Regions from separate parts of the Homo sapiens genome. Here region 1 is linked to region 2. Evidence: read pairs that join two places in POLR2A ChIA-PET (ENCODE). Cell type or tissue: endothelial cell of umbilical vein. All regions are shown on one strand. Links, peaks and the distances in the headings refer to the core of each region. The heading gives the core; the rest is flanking DNA.

What was found. Peaks named below come from ENCODE experiments on the same cell type or tissue, not always from the same donor. Only the 100,000 strongest peaks of a DNase experiment are listed, where the experiment ranks them.
Region 1: POLR2A ChIA-PET joins it to region 2 with 9 read pairs; 5 of 35 experiments call an interaction of 5 or more read pairs at or near these places.

The regions. Positions count from the first base shown.
Region 1 is chr5:134,612,934-134,617,331 of GRCh38, forward strand. The region is part of intron 3 of SAR1B (secretion associated Ras related GTPase 1B); the gene reads right to left. Among named protein-coding and RNA genes, the nearest start is that of SAR1B, 18 kb to the right of the region's middle. In endothelial cell of umbilical vein, for the core only: no CTCF peak of the experiment used is centred there; no DNase peak of the experiment used is centred there; H3K27ac peaks cover 241 bases.
Region 2 is chr5:134,910,669-134,915,066 of GRCh38, forward strand. All of the region lies in intron 2 of PCBD2 (pterin-4 alpha-carbinolamine dehydratase 2), which reads left to right. Among named protein-coding and RNA genes, the nearest start is that of PCBD2, 7.7 kb to the left of the region's middle. In endothelial cell of umbilical vein, for the core only: no CTCF peak of the experiment used is centred there; no DNase peak of the experiment used is centred there.

The DNA of each region.
Region 1 (4,398 bases), core at 304-4,303, 300 kb before region 2:
CAGCCGTAATAAAGAAATCAATGTACTTTATGTTCTTAGCTCCCACAATTTAGCCTAAATATTTGCCCTGGCATACTTACACTGGTCCAAGCAAGCATTAGGTCATAGCCTGTTCCTCTTCCTTATTTGAAGGTGTTTTTACCTTTCTCAGCATTCCACAAGTTACTTCCTCCTTCCTTTGTTCTCCTCTGCCTTTGCCTCTTTTAAAAAGTTCTAAGTTGCTAGCCAATCAGGACAAATACAGAATGTGAGGTCCCATTCCAGCCAATGGAAACCGGACACAGCAGTAGGGTGGACGCATCAGATTATAAATGACCCTGTCTCCTTTGTTCGGTGTACTCTTGTGGCAAAACTGCTGGCAAGTGTACCCTTTCTGCAGAAAGTAAAAATGGCCTTGCTGAGGAAATTAAATTTATGTTCAAGTGCTATCCTTTACAGCACCAGGGAACAAGCATTTCTAACAATAGCTTATATTTACTACTTAATGTTTGATTTACTTTTATTGCAAATAAGGTCAAATCAAACATTTACAAACTGGTACAATAATACTTTTTTGTAATTAGATATACACCAATTCATACTGACAATATAACAAATAATTGTAATATTCAGTTCTAGTATTCTACTCACCACAAATCCAACATTTATTTTTCCTTCTCTATTCTTCCTGCTGAAAATGTTAATCTCTTCAGACAATTATTTGCTATGAATTCAAATAACTGCTCCAATCTAATAATTGTTCATATAATTCATCTTAAATGATACAGGTGAAATAATTTTCTCTTATGGCTGACATAAGACAGTCTTTAATTACAAAAACAATTACCATAAAAAATTGTGGCCATTATTTCCATAACTATCTTTCTTTCTCCTCCCTTCCACTTCTGGGACTTCAGTTGCAGGTTTGTTAGACTGCCTGATGTTGTCTCACCAGTCATTGAGGCTCTGTTTATTTTGCTTTCAGTCACTTTTCTCTCTGTGCTTCATTCTGGAGTTTCTGTTGCATTGAGTTAAGTTTAGTGGTCTTTCTTTCTGCAGTACTGGCACTATCTAATTTACTATTAATCCTATCCAGTGAAATTTCCATTTCAGGCTGGGCATGGTAGCTCACACCTGTAAGCCCAGACTTTGGGAGGCCAAGGTGGGAGAATCACTTGAGCCCAGGAGTTCGAGACCAGCCTGGGCAACCCAGGGAGACCCTGTCTCTATTAAAAAAAAGAAAGAAAGAAAAAAAAGAAATTTTCATTTCAAATACTGTATTTTTCATTTCTAGAAGTTTCATTTGATTCTGTGTTATATCTTCCATTTCTTTCCTCATGTTTGTGTTTTCCTTTAAATCCCTGAGCACATTCATAACGATTGTCTTATGTCTTAATCTGCTAATTCCATCATCTTTGTCACACTTGTGTCTGTTTCTACTGACTGAATCACTTTCCTGTTTCTTTGCATGTCTAGTAATTTCATATTGAGTGCTGGATTTTGTTGTAGTCTTTTGAAGAAGGTTGAATTTTGTTCTGACAGTTCACTTGCTTACAGATCAGTTTTTAACATTTGTTAGAAGGCTAAATGGGATTAAACAACAATTCCTGGCCCCATGAGAGCTCTAGTAATTATTTGGCTAACAGCATTCTTACAATTGTTCTTTGACTAGCCTTTTGGAGCTTTACCCATTGCATGCACAGATTGGTATTCAGCTATGTAAATTTCTAGAGTCCTTTCTCTCCAGAGGTCCCTCCTCTCCGGTACTCCCTCCTCTCTGTCCTAGCAAAAAAATTCTAGTCCTGTTGGCCTTTCCAAATTCTGGTCTACATCTCCTCAACTCAGCAAGACTATTGGACTATGTTTGGGTGTCCTCTCTTTGCACCATGGTCTGAAAATTACCTCTTGGCATAAAACCAAAATAGAGTTGTTTCCTTTCTCTCAGGAATCACAGTCCTGTGGTAGCTGTTGCCCAATGTCTGAAAACAGTTGTAGCATCTTTTTTTGTCCGGTTTTCTAGTTGTGTACAGTGGGAGGGTAATTCCAGAACCAGTACTCACTTATGGCCAAAAGCACAAGTGCCCCATAATGACAACATAAGTTTTAGTGTAGCTACTTTAGCCCAGAGTTTTTATCTTCTTAAGAAATTCTGGGGGCCGGGCGCGGTGGCTCACGCCTGTAATCCCAGCACTTTGGGAGGCCGAGATGGGCAGATCACGAGGTCAGGAGATCGAGACCATCCTGGCTAACGAGGTGAAACCCCGTCTCTACTAAAAATACAAAAAATTAGCTGGGTGCAGCGGCAGGTGCCTGAAATCCCAGCTACCAGGGAGGCTGAGGCAGGAGAATCGCTTGAACCCTGGCGGCAGAGGTTGCAATGAGCCGAGATTGCCCCACTGCACTCCAGCCTGGGGAACAGAGCGAGACTCCATCTCAAAAAAAAAAAAAAAAAATTACCCAGGCATGGTGGCAGGTGCCTGTAATCCCAGCTACTCAGGAGGCTGAGGCAGGAGAATCACTTGAACCCAGGAGGCGGAGGTTGCAGTGAGCCGAGATTGCGCCATTGCACTCCAGCCTGGGCAACAGAGAGAGATTCTGTCTGAAAATAAGAAGAAATTCTGGGCCGGGGGCGGTGGCTCACGCCTGTAATCCCAGCACTTTGGGAGGCTGAGGCGGGTGGGTCACGAGGTCAGGAGATCGAGACCATCCTGGCTAACACGGTGAAACCCCGTCTCTACTAAAAAAATACAAAAAATTAGCTGGGCGTGGTGGCAGGCGCCTGTAGTCCCAGCTACTCAGGAGGCTGAGGCAGGAGAATGGCATGAACGCGGGAGGCGGAGCTTGCAGTGAGCCGAGATTGCACCACTGCACTCTAGCCTGGGCGACAGAGCAAGACTCCGTCTCAAAAAATAACAATAATAAATAAAGAAATTCTGTATGTAGGCCAGGTGCAGTGGCTCATGCCTCTAATCCCAGCACTTCGGGAGGCCGAGGCGGGTGGATCACTTGAGACATCAGGAGTTCTGAGACCAGCCTGGCCAATGTGGTGAAACCCCGTCTCTACTAAAAATACAAAAATTAGCCAGGCGTGGTGGCAGATGCCTGTAATCCTAGCTACTAGGGAAGCTGAGACAGGAGAATGTGGCAGGCGGAGGTTGCAGTGAGCCGAGACTGGCCACTGCACTCCAGCCTGGGCAACAGAGCGAGACTCCATCTCGGAAAAAAAAAAAAAAAAAAAAGGGCAGGGCACACGGTGGCTCATGCCTGTAATCCCAGCACTTTGGAAGGCCGAGGGGGGCGGATCACCTGAGGTGAGGAGTTCGAGACCATCCTGGCAAACATGGTGAAATCCCGTCTCTACTAAAAATACAAAAATTAGCCGGGAGTGGTGGTAGGCTCCTGTAATCCCAGCTACTCGAGAGGCTGAGGCAAGAGAATCGCTTGAACCCGGGAGGTGGAGGTTGCAGTGAGCTGAGATCATACCATTGCACTCCAGCCTGGGGGACAAGAGCGAGACTTTGTCTCAAAAAAAAAAAAAAAAGAAAGAAAGAAATTCTATGTGTAGATTGCCAAATGAATAAAATATTTAATACAATCTATATTCAAAGTCACTGTTCATAAGGAAAAGATAATGCTTAGTTAGCAAACCACCTCTATGGTAATAATCCCCAATATACTTTCTGCTTTATAAAAGAAGTCTGAATTAGGCTATTTAAGATACAGAACACTGTTAACATCCCAGAAAGTCTCCTCTAGCCCCTTCCCAGTCAATCCCCATTTTCATCTCCGGAAGCAACCACTGATCTGAATTCTATCACCACAGGTTAGTTTTGTCTGTTCTAGAATTTCATATAAATGGTATCATACAGTAGATAACTTTTTATGACCAGCTTCTGCCATGTAGCATAATATGACTGAATGTATCAGTGGTTTATTCATCTTTCTTGCTAAGTAGCATTCCATTATTTATCAATTTCCTTTTTGATGGACATTTGAGGTGTTTCCAGTTTTTGGCTATTACAAATAAAATTAGTATAGGCTGGGTATGGTGGCTCACACTTGTAATCCCAGCACTTTGGGAGGCTGGATGGGAGGATCGCTTGAGCCCAGGAGTTCAAGACCAGCCTAAGCAACATGGTGAAACCCTATCTCTACAAATAAATTAAAAAATTAGCCAGATGTGGTAGCATGTGCCTGTAGTTCGAGCTACTTGGGAGACTGAGGTGGGAGGAACACTTGAACCTGGGAGGTTGAGGCTGCAGTGAGCCGCGATTGTGCCATTGCACTCCAGCCTGGGCCACAGAGTGAGACACTGACTCAAAAAAAAAAAATAATAATAACTCACCACCAACAAATAAAGCTAGTATAAACATTTTTGTACAAGGTTTTTGGTAAATGTATTTTCTCATTTCTCTCGGG
Region 2 (4,398 bases), core at 254-4,253:
GTGGTTTGTGTTACTTGGAAAACAAATTCTGAAACCACTATTGCTTTGGTATGGTGTTGGTTAGGATATGTAGTTTCTTTTGAAATTTCAAATAACATTAAAAGAGAGTGTAAGCCTTTTATTATTGATTATTATTTTTTGAGACAGGGTCTTGCTCTGTTGCCCAGGCTGGAGTACAGTGGTATGATTGTGGCTTACTGCTGCCTCGACCTCCTGGGCTCAGGTGATCCTCCCACCTTAGCCTCCTGAGTAGCTGGGACTACAGGCATGTGCCATGCCCAGCTAATTTTTGCATTGTTTGGAGAGGCAGGGTCTGGCTATGTTGCCCAGACTGGTCTCAAATTCCTGGCCTCAAGCGATCCTCCTGCCTTGGCCTCCCAATGTGCTGGGAATAGAGATATGAGCCACTGTGCCCAGCCTGAGCTTTTTATACTTATCAGAAAGGGGCATGAATAAAACTGGTTGAGGAAGATGTACCTGCTTGACTTATTTTCCCTGACTTTTTCTGGGCCGTTGGTAATTTTTCTTTCTTCCTGCAGTTAAATTTCTATCTCTCAGTCATCTCCCAGGCTGCACCCTTTTCCCTGACTGGCTTATTTTTCTCCAGCCCAGTAGCCAGATCCTGAACCTTTTCTTAAAACCTGACCTCCCCCTTGGAAGTCAGCTTTAACAAGGTAACTGTTCCATTAGGGACCCACCCTGTTTAGAGAGTCATCTCCCATGACTTAACCTTCAGTTATTACACCACTGCATTTGTAAAAGGTAAATGCTTTTGACTATTTTGTTTGTTCAGTTAGTTTGGTAATCCTTTGGACAGATTTATTGTTTTTATTTATATTGGGTGTCGGCATCTAGAAGTCAGAGACCATGTTTGCTTAAATAACTCTCTATTGTACCCAACACAGTTCTGGGTACAAACAGGCATTTGATAAATGCAGACATTGATTACAGTGTTTGCTAGTTTCTAGAAGGGTGTGTGAGGACCAGATTTGCACCAAAGAAACCTTCGGCATGTTTTCCTAGTAAATGTCATTGGCTCCACTGAGCTGCATGCCCGATTCTGTTCTCTATCCATCTGGCTGCCAGCCTCTGCTGTGAGTCTCCAACTCCTAAGGAAACCTGGACCAAGCAGACTCCCTGTCCCCGCTGCCCCACGTGCTCAACAGCTCTTGTTAGGGGCTTAGCACGCTGTGGCTGGTGGCAGGGAATCCCATTGGTACAGTAAGCCTGTGCATAAGCTCTAGGTAGCATTTTCCAAGCTTATTAAAATTCTTACATATGTACAGCTTGACTTCTTTAAACCTGGCCTAATTTATTGGGCTTGAACATGTGGCTTAAAGTACTCGAATGGTGTTGCCTCAGGCCCTGCCTATGATTCAGTCCTCCAGCACCATTCTGACCTTGCGCTCAGGGTGACTTTCAGCAATGGTAGGGAAGCATACTGGATTGATTGTAACATTATTCACTGGGGCATTTAATTAAGTAGACTTTTTTTTTCCCATTCACCCAACTTTTAGGAAAAAGAGGCAGATGACAAGAAAATCAGCTGATGTCAGGGAATGTATTCAGAGAACCAACACTGAGATTATATCCGGGGGTCAGTTTTCCCACTAGGCTCCTATGACTTCTGCGTGTACCATGGCCTGTAATGGTAACTGGTGTCCTGACAGTTGTCAGTGCCCTCCAGCGAAACACAACTAGGAACACACCTACAGTCGAACAAGTTGAGCTTATTGCTTATTGCTGTGAGGGAGAGTGCACACCAAAGGGCACCGTGGGGTGAGCCCATATAGGATTTGGGCTGTGGTAGTGATTTGGGGACTTTACTCTGGATTAGATGCTGTCAGGAAATGGGCAACTCTGTCATTTGGTATTTTAATAAATCGTATCTATAGGGAGAGTAGATTAAAGCAGTGCCAAAGCTGAAACTGAAGAAGAAGCAATAGTCACTCATTAGCTGGGAGAGGAGGATGTTTGGTATTTTGTGGCTTGGACAATGTTCATGTTTTGTCTGTGTTCAGGTATTGCAGAGTGGTCTTGTTTTTGTCTTCATCCATCATGGTCACAGAGTGGCCTTGTCTGGTGTTGATGTTGATGTTCGAAAGGAGAGCACCAAGGACTGGTTGATAGTACCAGGCCAGCGCCCAGGTGTCAGGAGTTGGTTTTCTCTTGCTCACAACTCGTGAGTAGAGTAGTGACCCTCTGGCGCTGATGGGTCCTCATTCATCTTTCATTTAGGACAGAAAAGCCATTGTTTTTTATTGTAACAACAGCATAACATTAAAATAGGATGGTGTAAGTAAAAAAAATTTCCAATCGCAACTACTTTTATTTTTCTCTGTTCTCTTCTGGTCTTTCTCCATGGGTATGTTTGTTTGCCAAGTATGCCAGAGCATGCCAGTTATACATGTGGTTACATTTAAAAAAATTTTTTAAATTTTATCATGAAATATTTATTAATTCAACAAAGATTTATTAAGCATTTTCTGTGTGCTAGGTGCTACTCTAAGCTCATACAGCTCCCATCCCAGTGGGAAAATAAACAATAAACAGATGAATAGGAAATATAATTTCAGCTAGTGATGAGTACCCTGAAGAATAAAGTAGGGAATTGGAGTGGAGGGGGACAGAGGCACTCTTGGAGGTAGAGTGGTCTGGAAAGTCCTCTCTGGGGAGGGGATCTCTGAGGCCTGAATAATGTGAAGGAGCTCAGCACATGGTGATCCAAGGGAAGAGCTTTCCAGCTGGAGAACAGCAAGCACAGAGTTTCCAAAGCAGAATGACCTTGGCATGATTGAGCCAGAAGCAGAAGGCCAGTGTGGAGTGGAGCAGGCGAGGAGACGAGGGGAAGGGTCAGAGCATGGGGGCCTTCTTGGCGTGGTGAGGAGTTTGGATTTTATTCTGTGAAGGAAAGCTAATGGAGGATTTCAGGCAGAGAAGTGTCATCCTGTGGCTGTGTTCTAAAAAATCACCCTGGCTGTTCTGCTCAGAATAGGCGGTAGGAAGGTCAGAGTGGAAGCAGGCAGACTCTGTAGAACACTGTTGCAGATGTCTAGACCGGGGATGATGGGGGTCTTATGGAGGTATCAGTGGGGATGGAGAGAAATGTAGGGTTCCACATATTTTGAAAGTAGAATAATCAAGACTTGCTGAATGATTGGATGTGTGATAGGGGAGGGTCAAGGATGGCACCAAGGTTTTGGTTCAAGCTATAGTGTAAAGGGTAGTGCCACTGGAGCCATTTACTGAGCTGTGGAAGATGGGGTGCAAGGTGGGGGGCAGGGGTATGGAGGTGAGAATCCTGTTTTCACATGTCAGGTTTGAGGTACTTATTAGTCATCCAAATGGAGTTATTGGGTTAGGAGGTGGGTGTAAGAGGCTGGAGTTCAGGCTGAGACAGCAGTTTGTGAGTTGTCAGAGGGGATCACTGTGAGAGCATGGTCCAGTTAGGCAGGAGAGGACAGGATCAGATGGGCAGTGGAGGCACAGCGATGATATGTCCATTGTGGTTTAGATGCCAATAGGCCGTTACATTCATCCTGGGAAAAAGAGGGCCATTCTCTCCTGATTGCTTTTGTTTTTTAGTGAGATCATCAATTGAGAGCAAGTAGGGGTGGAAGGGAAGAGTGTTGGAGACCTGGGGAGATAAGAGAAGGAGTGGAATAGTCATTTTGGAGACTAAGATAGTGAAAAAACTTGAGAAACGTGGCTGGTTGCTAAGCAGTTCTCAGTGTCACTACAGATTTGGGGTCAAACATTTAAAGTGAACATTTTGTATGTTTTTTTTCCTGCTGTGTTCCGCTGCTGTGCACAAGCTGGAGTAGATGCAGAGTTGGGCTTAACAAGGACTGAACTTTTGCTAAATGAATGCAATGGAGGAACAGAGGGACAAGGGAAAAAAGGGAGGGACAGAAACGCTGGCCCTTGGAGTCTCGGCAGGGTAGGGAAGTACAGTTGTGATGGGGAGGTGATAGTGATGAGCTGAGAGTGTCATTTGACATCATCTATTTTTTTTTTTTTCAGATGGAGTTTCACTCTTGTCACCCAGTCTGGAGTACAATGGTGCGATCTTGGCTCACTGCAACCTCCACCTCCCAGATTCAAGTGATTCTTCTGCCTCAGCCTCCAGAGTAGCTGGGATTACAGGCGCCCGCCATCATGCCCAGCTAATTTTTTGTATTTATAGTAGAGATGGGGTTTTGCCATGTTGGCCAGGCTGGTCTTGAATTCCTGACCTCAGGTGATCTGCCCGCCTCGGCCTACCAAAGTGTTGGGATTACAGGCATGAGCCACTGCACCCAGTTGACATCATCTTTTTGAAGGGAAATTGAGCAATGCCTATCAACTTTTAAAACTCACATACCAGAGCCGGGCGCGGTGGCTCACATCTGTAATCCC